Linked DNA regions of Homo sapiens: region 1 is linked to region 2. The links are chromatin contacts, found by Hi-C or POLR2A ChIA-PET in ENCODE. All regions are on one chromosome and are shown on one strand. Each heading gives the region's core, a stretch centred on a gene start or an enhancer-like site at or near the end of the contact. The rest is flanking DNA. Distances are from core to core; before and after follow the strand shown.

Region 1 (7,244 bases), core at 1,391-3,890, 70 kb after region 2:
TAAAGTTGGTAAAACCTTTTTAAACTTTTACAAAGTTTAGATTTCTCTTTCAGTGAAAATTGACAAATTTCTAAACAAAGTTTGTTTTTACTTAGTTTTCTCTGTAGCAACTCCATAATTAGGAAAGCAGCCTTAGCAGCTTATTTGTTTACTCAAGTGGAATAGCTTGGTACCACTTCTATTACTTTTATTTTAAGCATGAGAGTACTTCTCTATTATAATTGTTTTTAGGCTCAAAGAGCAGGCTAAGGCAGAAGAGTAAGATAAATGTAAGAAATTAATCTCCCCTCCTCTGCCCCTCCCCACATCTTCCTGCTTTCATAGTGTACCTAAGATAGAGTTGAGCAAGGAGAATATATACAATAAATGAAATAAATGTCTTAGATATGACATTAAATTTTATAAATATTTATGTACACACAAACATGTATATAAATAACTTGGGTGTGTTTCTACTATGGATCTCTGATTACTACATCCCAGTTCCCTTTTATCTATTGCTTATATCAAGGGATTCTTTTTTTTTAATCCAAATGATTTCTGTGTTTCTAGTAGCTGTATCAGTTAGCTTGGGCCCTGCAGTACCAGTGTGGGATTTAACCAGATAGAGAGTAGCAATAAACAGCATTCAGTGAAGAGGGGACAGCGTCAAGTGAGACTAGAGATGAGAAGGACCTTGACCCTTTTGAGGAAATGATAGAAGGCCAGATTAGCCATAGAGCAGAAAGATGAGGTTCCAGAAGTCATGGAGTCCTTATTTGCCATGTTGAGTTTTGTCATTATATTAATACCTCAGGCAATTTGGGTCTATTAAAGGGATTTGATGAGATTTGTATTTTAAGATTAAGAGCATTCTGACAGCCATATGGAAAATAGCATTCAGGAAGGCAAGAATTGTCATGGAGAACTGTTAGGAAGCTTTTGTAGAGCTCCACGTGTATTACTGAGGCAAAGCTAGGTAGATTAATTGGGGGTCCATGGTAATCAGGGATCCATGGTAGAAACAGGCTCAAGTTTTTTTTATATACATGTTTGTGTGTATGTAAGTATTTACAAAATATAATAAAATGTCATATCAAAGAAATAATATGCTAGTCAATTTAAAAGTTGGTGAATTATTTGGAGAAACATAAAATGAAATCCTTATTTTTATTTCCATGTCTCATAAAATCTAGGACGTCTATAGAAGATAGGTGGCAATTTTAGAGATACTAAATATGAAAGAAAAAAATCTTAATAAAATACAAAACATGGAAACATAAATTACAGTTGGATGAAAGAGGTAAAAAAGTAAAACCCCATGTGCAGAGGTAAAAGGTAAATGAGGAAAGTAAAATGCTTGATTTTTTTTTTTTTTTTTTTTTGGGATACAGTGACTTGCTGTGTCATGCAGGTTGGAATGCAGTGGTGTGATCTTACCTCACTGCAACCTCCACCTCCCTGGCTCAAGTGATTGTCCTACGTTAACCTCCTAAGTAGCTGGGACCACAAGTACGCAGCACCACGCCTAGCTAATTTTTAAAAAATTTTTTGGCCAGGCGCAGTGGCTCACGCCTGTAATCCCAGCACTTTGGGAGGCCGGGGCAGGTGGGTCATGAGGTCAGGAGATCAAGACCAGCCTGGCCAAGATGGTAAAACCCCGTCTCTACTAAAAATGCAAAAGCTAGCCGGGCACAGTGGCAGGCACCTGTAATCCCAGCTACTCGGGAAGCTGAGGCAGGAGAATTGCTTGAACCTGGGCAGCAGAGGTTGCAGTGAGCTGAGATCACGCCACTGCACTCCAGCCTGGGCACTAGAGTGAGACTCCGTCTCAGAAATAAAAAAAAAATTTGTAGCCACAGGGTTTTGCCCTGTTGCCCAGGCTGGTCTCCAATTCCTGGGTTCAAGCAGTCTGCCCAAAATGCTTGATTTTTAGGTGCTTATTTTTTCACATTTTAACATCTCTGAAATTGAGATACATCTTACAAGAGTCTAATATTAGAAATACATATTAAATTATGTAAATGAGACAAATAATATACTTAATGTTGAAATAGCTCTTAGAAATATATAAGAAAAATACCGTAAGAAAAGTGTGCAAATCACAAGTAAGCAGTTCATGAAAGAAGAAATATACTTGTCTCATGAGCATTTGAAGAAAATGGTTTTCTTCACCAAATATAAACTAAGAATTATTATGAAGTGGCATTTTTCACCTACATAACTGGCAAGGTTTTTTATAAAATATGTCCGTTGTTGTGAGGGTGTGATAAGGTATTCATGGCAGATGGGAAGATAAATTGTGATAGTTGTTTTAAGGGATTGTCAGATTGGAGAAGTACAGGTAATCTGACAGTATTCTGTACTGATAGGGCCTTAAAAAGTGTCAGGTAAAGTTATCAGGAGTTAAACTGGTAGGCAACAACATAAATTTTCCATACAGGATATTTTTCACGGAAGATGGTTGAGAAAGGGAAATTCTTGCCCTTGAAAGTATATGTACATCTGCCATATATCTGCTTATGTGTACAGATGTCTTCATAAAATGCTTTGCTTCTGAGTTCATGACGAGGGTTGAGAAAGGGAAATTCTTGCCCTTGAAAGTATATGTACATCTGCCATATATCTGCTTATGTGTACAGATGTCTTCATAAAATGCTTTGCTTCTGAGTTCATGATGAGTCATGACATCACATGATGTTTATGAGGCAAGCAAAGAAATGCTTAACAGTTTATATTTATACTTTAATTTGTGTTAATTTAAAGCTTGTATTTGGAGTATGTTGTTCAATTACCAATTTTTTTTACGTGAAGCTTCTTGAATTTTCTAGGTGATAAAACGGGAACAAGACCAGAGTAAGTTTACAAATTTACCCTTAAGGCATTTTAATTGAAGAGTTTAACTTATTAAATTGTAGGCAGATGGTATAATTGAAAGTAAATATCATATACATTTAGGAGAAAAAACTTTTTTGTAATGGTATTCGTTAAAAGTAAAATAATAGACGTATGTTCTGGTAAGATAATGAAAGGTCAAATCTTTAGTTTTTAGTCATTAAGAAAATTTAAAACTATTTCTGGAAAGGTGTTTGGTATTTCTCTAATATAAATAAATACAAATATGTGTGTTTATTTCTTTAGTCTGTTAAATATTGAACAACTCATGGAACTTTACTTTTGGAGCATTTAAAAAATATATGAATTATTGTGCCAGTCTCGTTTTATGTCCTGGTGTTTTCAGTGAAGAGAATAGCCTCCATATACATCATATATATGTTTGAAGATGGTCATTCTTCTTATTACCAATTATATTTTCTCACATGATTTGTACTATATTAAATAAAGCATTCATAAATAAATGACAAATTCACTCCTTACAAACATCCTGTGTATATTTTAGCTTACTATTTAAATGAAGAAGATTAGAGAAACTAAGATCTGCATAAGGGTTATGAAATCTAACTCATGATTCCATTGCAGCATGCCAGATGTCACTTGTTCTTGTTCTCATTAAATATTTATTATTCCTGTAAGCTCTGCCTAGGTCTTATTTTTTCATTCTAATGCATGTTGAAGAACTAACTGAAGTTATTTTTCAAAAGTATTTTGAGCATCTCGTTGTGAGAAGTTTTGTAGACTTTCTTTAATGAATACATTAATATTTTGGAATGGAATAAATTGTCAGTCAGAATCTTTAAGCCAGAGGGAACTTAGTTTAACATCTTACCCAATTTGCAGTATTCTCTGATTTTTTTGTTAGACATTTAGTCATATGCTTTTAAGTATGTTTTTAATAGATGCCAATCTTCTTAGATAAGAAATCTTCATGTCAGATGAATTGTTAAAATTATTTTATAGATCCTATTTACAATAAATTTATGTTTTTTATAAAGAGCTTTGAAATCATCCAGAGAAGCCATACGTGCTTTTTTGCTATATTTTCTTGTGTCTTAATACTCTAATACTCTATTAAAACTCAGCTGTCAACTTTTTAAAATCTCAATGACCTTAATACATGTTTTGCATTTTTCTTAGGGATAGTAAAGCTCTGAAGGATGAAAATCTACCTCCTGTCATCTGCCAGGATGTTGAAAATCTCCAGTAAGTGTCAAATATAATTAGATAAATAACACTTGAAGAATTCTAGAATACTTCTTAAGGGGAGCATCTCTTCCTCCTAAAATCGCATCCTAGAGGAGCATCTCTTAACTAGGGTTAAAATGTTAGTGCTTTTAGAAATCAGAAAAAAAGCAGAACAACAGGAATTAAAATTGTATAACTTCCATTCTGTAAAAAAGTGTGAACTATAGATGAATTTTTAGTTTTGTATTTTAAAACACTTGGACTGTTTTAAGTATATATATATTTTGTGTAGGAAACCAAAGATACATTTTTTAAAACTCAGTTTTAAATATATTTTTTAGGAAATTTGTGAAGGAGCAGAAACAAGTTCAAGAAGAAATTAGTAGAATGTCTTCAAAAGCAATGCTTAAGGTACAAGAAGATATTAAAGCTCTGAAGCAGCTCCTGTCGTTGGCTGCCAATGGAATACAGAGAAACACTCTCAACATTGACAAATTGAAAATAGAAACTGCTCAGGTATACCAACTTATGGCCATTTTACCGTAGGGTTTTTTTGTTTTGTTTTTTCCAAAATGGAAATAAGGTGTTTTGTTTTGTTTGTTTTTAATTATGAAATTTGATACATGCATACCGGTAGAAAACCAGATAACTCATATACTTTAATAATGAGTTTTTATTAAGCGTTTTCTGTATACAAGACAGTATCCTAAGCAATTTATATCTGTTAAAAGCATTAAGTATTTCTGAAAAGACCCAACAAGGTAGGAATTATTATCCCCATTATATAAATAAGAAAAAAAGCACAGAGCTTTGTTAGTAAGTTGAAGGGCCTGGATTCAGACCCTGGTAATCCAACTCCAGAGTTTATGCTGTTAACTAACTAGGTTTCGTAAGTGTGGTTGCTGGCTAAATTGGCCTATTATATAAGAGGAAACATAGCTAGTCAGAAAATAATGTTTTTTAACTGTCGGTTTTTAAATAAAAATTATATCATGCTGTGTGGATATTAAATTTGATGACTTGCAAGTCGTGGTTAAATCTTAGTTTAAAAATAGTAGGCCGGCCCTAGTGGCCCAATCCTATAATCCCAGCACTTTTGGAAGCCAGGGCAGGTAAATCACTTGATGTCAGGAGTTCGAGACCAGTCTGACCAACATGCTGAAATCCCGTCTCTACTAAAAATACAATAATTAGCCAGGCGTGGTGGTGCATGCCTATAATCCCAGCTATTCCGGAGGCTGAGGCAGGAGAATCGCTTGAACCTGGGAGGCGGAGGTTGCAGTGAGCCAAGATTGCACCATTGTACTCCAGCCTGGGCAACAAGAGCAAAACTCCGTCTCAAAAAAATACAAATAAAAATAAATAGTAATGTGGCTAATGTTGTCTGTCACTAATGTCTACTTGTTTTTCCTCCTTATGGTGTAATATACAATACATATTAAATATATGTCGTTCTTTTCTACCTCAGTGGGAAAGGATGACGATAGGTGATTTATTTGTGTTGTAGTTACCGTAATTACAGAATATACTTGATCTCATCATAGCAGTCTAGAAATCTTTCCGTGAAGTTGTCCCTGATCTGTTAATGAACTTCATGTGAGATACGCCTTTTTGCTGTGGATTTATCAGAGGGCTGTGATCTTCACAAACGAAGTGGTAGTATTTTAAGTAAAATTTTTAAAGGTGCTTTTGGGTCTTTAAGTCCACTATTGGAGAATATCTTGTAATCTTTTTAATAATGATGTGTTACTAAAAGAGCTACTCTAAACTGTAATGGCTAAAGGAATTTCAAAGACTTTATTGTCTGTCCTCAGACTTCCTGGTCTCTTAACACATTTATTTGGTTAAATATGAATGTAATACAGGTTGAGCATCCCTAATCCAAAATCTGAAATGTTGCAAAATCCAAAACTTTTTGAGTGCTAACATGATGCCACAGGTGGAAAATTCCACACCTGAACTCATGGGATAGGTTACAGTTAAAACTTCATTTCATGTACAAAATTATTAAAATTGTATACAGTTACTTTCAGGCTATGTGTATAAGAAACACAAATGAATTTTGTGTTTAAATTTGGGTTCTATCCCCTATTCCCAAGGTGCCTGATTTTATGTATGCAGATATTCCAGAATCAGAAAAATTCTGAAATCCAAAACACTTCTGGTCCCAAGCTTTTTGAATATGGGATACTCAACCTGTATTGCCCCATGTTTCCTTTCCACTTACTCTTCCTAATCATCACCTATGTCCTTTCTAGGGAATAGAAAGAGTTAATTATGTTTTTATACTGGAGAATGTTTAGACTGTGATTAAACATCACATGAAATTATGTGAAATATTTGAAATTATATATAAGTTATTTAGAAAACATAATTAGAGCAAAATAATGGAGGAGGCAAACTCGAAAGAAAGAAGTGAATGCTGTAATGGGACCCATTTTAACTCGAAAACTGAATGATTGCATTCACCGCTGTTTGTGGAGTAGCTGTCATATAATGGGCACATTAATAGTCTTTTAGAGATAAAAAGACAACTCCAAAGGTACTAAAAGTCTAGTAGGGTGAATGAAATAATAAAAGATTGAGAAGAGCATAAAGGTGGCAAAGGAATAAGAGGTTGGGAGTCAAAGTTTCCTTAAGGAAGAATCATCTGAGCTGAATTTCAGGAATTTTATAGTTAATGCATGCTGGGCTTAATACCTAGGCGATGAGTTGATAGGTGCAGCAGACCACCATGGCACACGTTTACCTATGTAACAAACCTGCACATCTACCCTGGAACTTAAAAAATAAAATTAAATTAAAAAAAAAAAGATTTTTATTTCATGCTCACCAGGTCAAAGGGGAAGAAGAAAAAGAGAAAAAAAAATAAACATTTTTAAAGAAATTTGATCTAAGATTACTCTAATGTCTAGTAGCTAGGAACTAATACTCTACTAAGAGTCTAGTGAATTACCAATTGAAAAAAATGTTCTGAATCCTCTATAAAGTATCAATCTTATTTAACCCTAAAACCTTTTCTTCAAAGAAAGCCTTTCTGGGAAATATAAGCAGTTCTGCAGTTAGAACTGATGCAGACCAGATTCTTATGGAAGACAAAGTCTTTTATATACTTCATTTTTAATAAGTAACTTGAGTTTAAATTAAAATAGGATGGTGGTTCTTTTGGGGTAAGTGGGGGC
Region 2 (7,530 bases), core at 4,925-7,424:
GGGTGCCTTTGTTGTCTGTCTCCTGACTTGTTTATATTGGCTTGTCTCAGGAGGGTGTTTACTTACATATGGTGGCTCATGCCTGTTATCCCAGTACTTTGGGAGGCTGAGGAAGGCAGATCACTTAAGGTCAGGAGTTCAAGACCAGCCTGGCCAACATGGTGAGATGAGACCTCATCTCTACAAAAAATACAAAAATCGCTGGGCATGCTGGCGTGTCCCTGTGGTCCCAGCTACTCAGGAGGCTGAGACATGAATCGCTTGAAACCTGGAGGTGGGGATTGCAGTGAGCTGAGATTGTGCCACTGCACTCCAGCCTGGGCAACAGAGTGAGACTCTATCTCTAAGTAAATAAATAAATAAGAATTCCCCACTTTGGGAGGCCGAGGCAGGCGGATCACTTGAGATTAGGAGTTCAAGACCAGCCTAATCAACACGGTGAAATCCCGTCTCTACTAAAAATATAAAAAATTAGCCAGGCGTGGTGGCAGGCGCCTGTAATCCCAGCTACTTGGGAGGATGAGGCAGGAGAATCACTTGAACCAGGGAGGCGGAGGTTGCAGTGAGCCGAGATGGCACCACTGCACTCCAGCCTGGGTGATCCAGCGAGACTTGTCTCAAAAAATAAAAATAAAAATAAAAAATTCTTTCATCTTTACTCCATTCCCTGAGCTACTTCTACTCTGGCTGACCTGTTTAAAACATCCTCAACAAAAATACCCTCTTCTCAGCCAGTCATTTTCTTCCTCATATTTACAACCAGATCTGTCTTTGGAGAAACATTTCACCTTGAATGTTTGTACTCACTGGACCCTGCTGTTTCCGGAGGTTGTTCCTTCTGGTGGGTTCCTGGTCTTGCTGACTTCATGAAGGAAGTCACCTTCGCAATGAGTGTTACAGCTCTTAAAGGTGGCAGGAACCCAAAGAGTGAGCAGCAGCCAGATTTATTGTGAAGAGCAAAAGAACAAACCTTCCACAACGTTGAAGGGAACCCGAGTGGGTTACTGCTACTGGCTGGGAGGGTTTGGGGTGCGGGGTGATCAGCTTTTAATCCCTAATTTGTCTGCGCCCATGTCCTGCTGACTGGCCCATTTTACAGAGTGCTGATTGGTCCATTTTACAGAGTGCTGATTGGCCCATTTTACAGAGTTCTGATTGGTGCATTTTACAAACCTCTAGCTAGCCACAGAGTGCTGATTGGTGCGTTTTTACACAGCACTGATAGGTGCATTTTACAAACCTCTAGCTAGCTACAGAGTGCTAATTGGTGCGTTTTACGATCCTCTTGAGACACAAAAGTTCTCCAAGTCCCCACTTGACCCAGAAGTCCAGCTGGCCTCACCTCTCACTGCTTTCCAGTGTATGTGTACTCACTGGACCCAGCACTTCTTTTAAAAATGCCAGCAAGGCCGGGCGTGGTGGCTCACACCTGTAATCCCAGCATGTTGGGAGGCTGAGGTGGGGGGTCACGAGGTCAGGAGATTGAGACCATCCTGGCCAACATGATGGTGAAACCCCGTCTCTACTAAAATACAAAAAATTAGCCAGGCATGGTGGCACGTGCCTGTAGTCCCAGCTACTCAGGAGGCTGAGGCAGGGGAATTACTTGAACCCGGGAGGCGGAGGTTGCAGTGAGCCGAGATTGCGCCACTGCACTTCAGCCTGGCAACACAGCAAGACTCTGTCTCAAACAAACAAACAAACAAATGCAGGCAAATAAGTGTAAAAAGTTAAAACAAAATTAGAGAATCAGCATTTTGTAACACCAAAGAAATAACTGATTTGGGCAAGTATAATTAATGGATAGGTTGTTAAGGAAAGGGATATTCAATTTGATGCCAAAATATCACCCCATAGAGCATTTGCTGAGTTCAAAGGGAAAAAATGTATCTTTACAATGAAAAGATAACCAAGTGATTAAATTTAGCGTCACTAACAATGGAACCACCTGGCATTATATCCTCCCGCAGTAATTCAATATTAAGTACACAGCATCTTTCCTGAAATGCTAACTCTGAATTTCATCTAGTACCTACTTGACAGCAGGTACAGTAGACAGAGGAACAAGTTAAATTACACCACGAAGAAACAATCAGACAAAAGCAGAAAGTGGGAAAACTACAACTGGTCTGGTGCAAAAGGTCAATGCAGAGGGGAAGAGGTGACCGGCTGTTCAACACAGAGACTGATGAGCTACAACCAAATGCAATGCACAAACCTCAGCTGGCTACTGACGCAAAATAGCAGGACAAAGGCCATTTGGGAACTAATGGAAAAACAGAAATTTGTACAAATGGTTTCATCCCTCAGGAGGGGCACGCTTACACCACAGTAACAAAGAGCCCAAATTCTCAGTGGCTTAAAACAAAGGTTTATTTCTCACTCCCACTTGTATCACAATGTTTCAGAAGTGTGATGCTCCCTAGCCTGTTGCTCTTTATACAAGAGTAATTCTGAGGTGGGGCGTGGTGGCTCACGCCTGTAATCCCAGCACTTTGGGAGGCCAAAGCCAGTGGATCACCTGAGGTCAGGAGTTTGAGACCACCCTGACTAACATGGAGAAACCCCGTCTCTACTAAAACAACAAAATTAGCCCGGTGTGGTGGTGCATGCCTGTTATCCCAGCTACTCCGGAGGCTGAGGCAGGAGAATCACTTGAACCCAGAGGCGGAGGTTGTGGTGAGACAAGATTGTGCCACTTTAACTCTGTCCTGGGAAACAAGAGTGAAACTCCGTCTCAAAAAAAAAAAAAAAAAAAAAAAAAAAAGAATAATTCGGCATCCCTTTAAGAACAAACAAGATGTTTACTGACCATGATGGGTGGTTTACAGCAGTGTTTCTCAAAGTATGATTCCCCAACCATTTGCATCACAATATCCAAAATATTGCTAAGTGCAAACAATTTATTGGTATGCAAATGATTTTAACTCCAGAGTCCCAACCCCTAACTACTGAATCAGAAACTGAACACCAGGGCTATAGAGTCTACTACTAGCTTCTGAAAGTTCCTTTCAGTTATGCAGGCCACTATTTTATAAAAGTTGCCATTTAAATGGATATTTTACTTTCCTAGAAATAACTAGAGTAGCACAAATACTGTTTATTAAAATGTCAAGGTTTCATGTTTACATTTTCTTATATCAAGTACAATGGTATATATACTTTTTTTTGAGATAATTATTCTAGATTCCAGGCTTTCTTCTAGATGTAAGTTCCTAAAGCTTATAGTTTACATTGATATCTAGACATATATCTTAAACAGTCTCCAAATTTTCTTTAATTAATCAAAGTATGTTAATGTCACTTGGAATTCTACATGGAAAAGCCAACAAAATAACTAAAACTTGACTAATGAAGATCAGCGTCACTAATAAAAGTCTGCAACTGTAGTATTAGGTTGGTGCAAAAGTAATTGCGGTTTTTGTCATCACTTTCAATGGCAAAAGCCCCAATTACTTTTGCAGCAACTATATAGTTTTATAAATGATCAGCATTTAATCCAACTTAGCATGTCAACTGGAAATTTTTCAATATTTTAAAGCTGACCTTCTGCAAAAAATGTTTCAAAACAGGCTTGACTGACACCACCTCCCTGCTCTGCTACCCGACCAAATAAATTGAATTTGTTTTAAAAGAGTTCCCTTCATCTTTACTCAAGATTCCCTGAGCTACTTCTAGCCTAGCTGACCTTTTCAAAACACCCTCAATAAAATTATCCTCTTGTCAGCCAGTTATTTTCTTCCTCATATTTACATCCAGATCTGCCTTTGGAGAGACATTTCACCTCGAATGTTTGTACTCAATGGACCCTGCCTTCCATCAAGTTGGCAAGGGCACAAAAAAATAGTGATTGTAATATAAGCAAGTGACAGGAACAAAATGAAAACTTAATGACATTATTACCTACATCTGATGGGCCTTTTAGCCCACTATACCTATTTTAAATATTCTGGAAATTATTTTTGTATGAAACAGGTATTATTTATCAACAAACTTTTGGAAAATAAACTCCTCAAACCTTATGCTGTTATGTTAATGTAATGGGCAAGTCTACTTGCCTAGGTGAGAAGAAAAAAAAAACAACTACAACTTGATTCCATTTGTTTTATCCAGAAGAAAAACATTCAAAGTAAAATGTGAACATTTAATTACCTTTAAATCATATATGAAGTAATTTACATGCTATACACTTCCAAACACACTGAACATAAATTCAACTTTATAAGACATATACACAGTCTGCTTTTGCCAACATATACCCTGTAGGTCACTTAAGATGTAACTGATTTCTCAGTCCACCTGTGAGCATATAAACACACAAATATATGTCTGAAGTTGAAGATTAAGATAATAAACCAGAGTTGAATACAAGAAGTCAGCCACAGAAGATTCTAAAACCACAATCAGTGACTGGAACACCAAGGCACAAAAACTTCCCTTTGTAGTCACAGAGATTAAGTTTCCATTCCCAGTGCTTAAATATGGAAGCAGGATTGGTTAATCACATACTATATTTTATAGTGCATTTCTGTTGCTGTTTAAAAAGGAATATTTTTTAAATTACATAATGTATTACAGAAAAGCATTGGAAAAATAAACAGGATAAGATAAGCTCTCATACAATAAAGTTTTTTTTGGTCTGAAAAAGATGTTTATATTCAAAACTAATATAATAGAGGTGTAACAGAAAGTAGCATGAGGAACACTATGCAAATTGCCTAATACTCGAATTGTACTTCATGCCACCATGTTATTTAAATTTTCAATTTTAAAGCCAGTTGGGTGATATTGCTAATTCCAAGTGATAGTTTTGGGGTTTTTATGTTTTGTTTCTTGTTTTTTGGTAATTTAAAGATATGTACTAGTACACAGAATAAACAGTAAATATAACATGGCAAAATGAAATCTTTCCCAGAGTTTATGTTGCTTTTGTTAAACAGTAACTTTGTACTAGAATCTCTTTTTTTTTCTATATTTAACAAGAAGAAAAATAATGCTCCACATAGAAATGACTTCAAAATTCATGCAACCATGCACAACCTAAACTATCTGTACTTCCCTTTTTTATTTACCCAAAAGTTTTTGAGTAAACTGAAAGTTAGATACTCCAGGAACAGCAACTCATTGAGCAATAAGGCAGTTTAAAAATATACATATACATGTACTATTCATTGTTTCTCAGAACAGTTTTAGAGCTTTAGCTCTTTAAACTTACACAGTTGTGAAAGAAATAAAGCCAACCACAAAATAAGAATCAATGGAATGCAGTAATCCATATATAAAAGACAGTCAAATGTGCTTATACGTATTCAAGAAATCAATATTCTAAGCTGTAAATAATAAATTATCAAATGTAGCACTAAACAAATTATGATCAGAATAAACCTTCAGTTTCATTAATTTTGAATACAAAAGTGGGGCAGGCTAAACGTGAACAGTGTACTTCTACAAGTGTTTATATAGAAGTATTGTAGCATGCACCCCCAGCAGTAATGAGAGCACAATTCTTTACAAACAAAACAAGGCTGACCAGAAGAAAAACAAAACAAAAAATCTTGTTGTAGGCTGTAAAACTTAAGGGTAAAGAATCCACTGGGAATTTAAGGCTTTCTTAGAAATATTTTTCATGGCACTTTAACATTAAATATCACTAAAAGGCAAAATATGTAAATATTCATAGTTACAAAGCTACATAATTGAAAGTACATGCCATATCATTTATTAAGAAACTATGTTGTCAAATTTTGTTTTCTTGAAGTTAAATTGTACTTAAGGAAGGTTATTTATGTTTGGCTGAATTAACATAAATCATAAACGTCAATTCACTAGTGTACAGTGCAAATTGTGTTTTGAGTAAATACATCAAATACCACTCATTTCTTACAGAACTGAATGTCATTCCTTGCTGGAAATGCAATTAAAATGACTTATTTCTCTCACAAGGGTAGTTATTATCCTTCCTTCAACTATTAGCCTACTGTTAAACCCTAAAATTGTTATTAGACAAATTCCTTTTGGTTATGCTTACAGACCATCCTCACAATAATCCTTTTCTTGTACTGCAATCATTGCAGAAAAAACTCTATGAGTCTAACAAGTCATTCTTGCCACACCATACTCTAAGCTGACCACAGCAGGTTCTGATTTAGAAAACTCTTCTGCATATTCACTATAACGATTATCTGCCGGGCTGCTGCCCTCTATAGTTCGAAGAGCATCATTTACGGGTAGCAGAGTCTGCTCTTTAAAACACAGGGAAGTTTTGAGGTTAGGTGATTCAGGATGAACTGAATGTAACAATTCCTTGGTGAGGATGCCATCTGTTTGCTTATTTTTGCGTTGTTTAATTTTCTAGAACAAACACAAATTTGAAAAAATTACTAATTGCATAAGCCACAATATGTTACATGAAAAAAGAAAACATGCTTTTGCAAAATATGTTCTCTGTATGTATAATGCAAAACTAAATCTCAAAAAAGTAGAAACATTTAATGCATATGACATGGTTGAAAATCCTAATTGTGTACAATTTTTTGCTGTGGAAAATTGTTAGTTTTTATATTTATTAAACAAACAATCCAGCAAGACTTGACTGCAGGCGATCACTAGGCTTCCACACTTAAAATGGACATATATTACCTAGAAAGCATAACAGGTAAACATTTATAATAAAAGAAATGTGTATGAAACATTCACCCTGAAAACACAACAAACAAACTTGTGTAGCTAAAGGGCTCACTGACTATATAGAGTTTTTCTTACATGGTTTTCCTACAGTGGTTTGTTAGGTAAAAATAACAGACTTTAAACACAACAGAACTTTACTTTTTTAACAGAAGATTTTTAAAGTGTCCTGTGGCAGAGTATCATGCTCTCCAAATTCTTGGACTGTCCCGATAATCTTGTATTACCTATTATCCTGGACTTGCCTCTCTTGACCATATCCTTCTACAATTTACTCAAGCAGTCATTACCTCTTTATCTAAAAGATGACTAAGGGAGACTCCTGCCTGAGAGGTAGATGAGACAGTCTTACTGTTATAACTGTCTAGGATTTAAAAAATATATATATACTTACTGATCCTTTTTGCTTATATAGGATGGCAGAAAAAAGATTATAGGAAAGTCTTAGGGTAGAGAGGGATTTGTTAAACAAGACACACACAGAAAGCATAAAACATTGAGCAATTTGACATGAAAATTCAAAACATCTATATATAGCATACCATAAATAAAGTGGAAAAGACAATAGGCTGGACAAAACCATTTGTAATATATATAACTAACAAAGAATTAGTGCCTGGCATATAAACAACTCTTACAAATCACTAAGAAAAAGGCAAATATGCCAACAGAAAAATGAGCAAAGGTTTGAACAGTCCATTCACAGAAAAGGAAAACCAAATGGCCAACAAATATGGAAAGTCATTTAACTTCATTTGTAATCATGGAAATCCAAAACTGAAAACAATTTAAATATTCATCCATAGCTGAATGGATAGACTGTGATATATTCATATAATATAAAGT

The links. A loop is a pair of places that touch in the nucleus more often than their neighbours do. ChIA-PET counts read pairs that join two places held with the same protein, here RNA polymerase II (POLR2A). Pooled maps may share reads with other maps.
Region 1: a map of naive thymus-derived CD4-positive, alpha-beta T cell shows a loop between it and region 2 (3-fold over the local background). The contact joins two enhancer-like sites. A Hi-C loop is called at or near these places in 22 of 168 maps with a recorded cell type or tissue (B cell, CD4-positive, alpha-beta T cell, CD8-positive, alpha-beta T cell and 13 more) and 9 of 50 pooled maps. POLR2A ChIA-PET finds 5 or more read pairs at or near these places in 4 of 52 experiments (BJ, HEK293, activated naive CD4-positive, alpha-beta T cell and 1 more).

What each region holds. Positions count from the first base shown.
Region 1 is chr13:25,316,516-25,323,759 of GRCh38, forward strand. It overlaps NUP58 (nucleoporin 58), which reads left to right. Exons shown (of 16, transcript NM_014089.4): 7 at 2,811-2,835; 8 at 4,015-4,080; 9 at 4,404-4,578. Among named protein-coding and RNA genes, the nearest start is that of NUP58, 19 kb to the left of the region's middle. Within about 2 kb of position 2,641, at least 2 of the 41 ENCODE cell types and tissues checked have a DNase peak (open chromatin) inside an H3K27ac peak, as active enhancers do.
Region 2 is chr13:25,243,142-25,250,671 of GRCh38, forward strand. It overlaps MTMR6 (myotubularin related protein 6), which reads right to left. Exons shown (of 14, transcript NM_004685.5): 14 at 3,081-6,351. The coding sequence ends at 6,091. Among named protein-coding and RNA genes, the nearest start is that of MTMR6, 41 kb to the right of the region's middle. Within about 2 kb of position 6,175, at least 4 of the 41 ENCODE cell types and tissues checked have a DNase peak (open chromatin) inside an H3K27ac peak, as active enhancers do.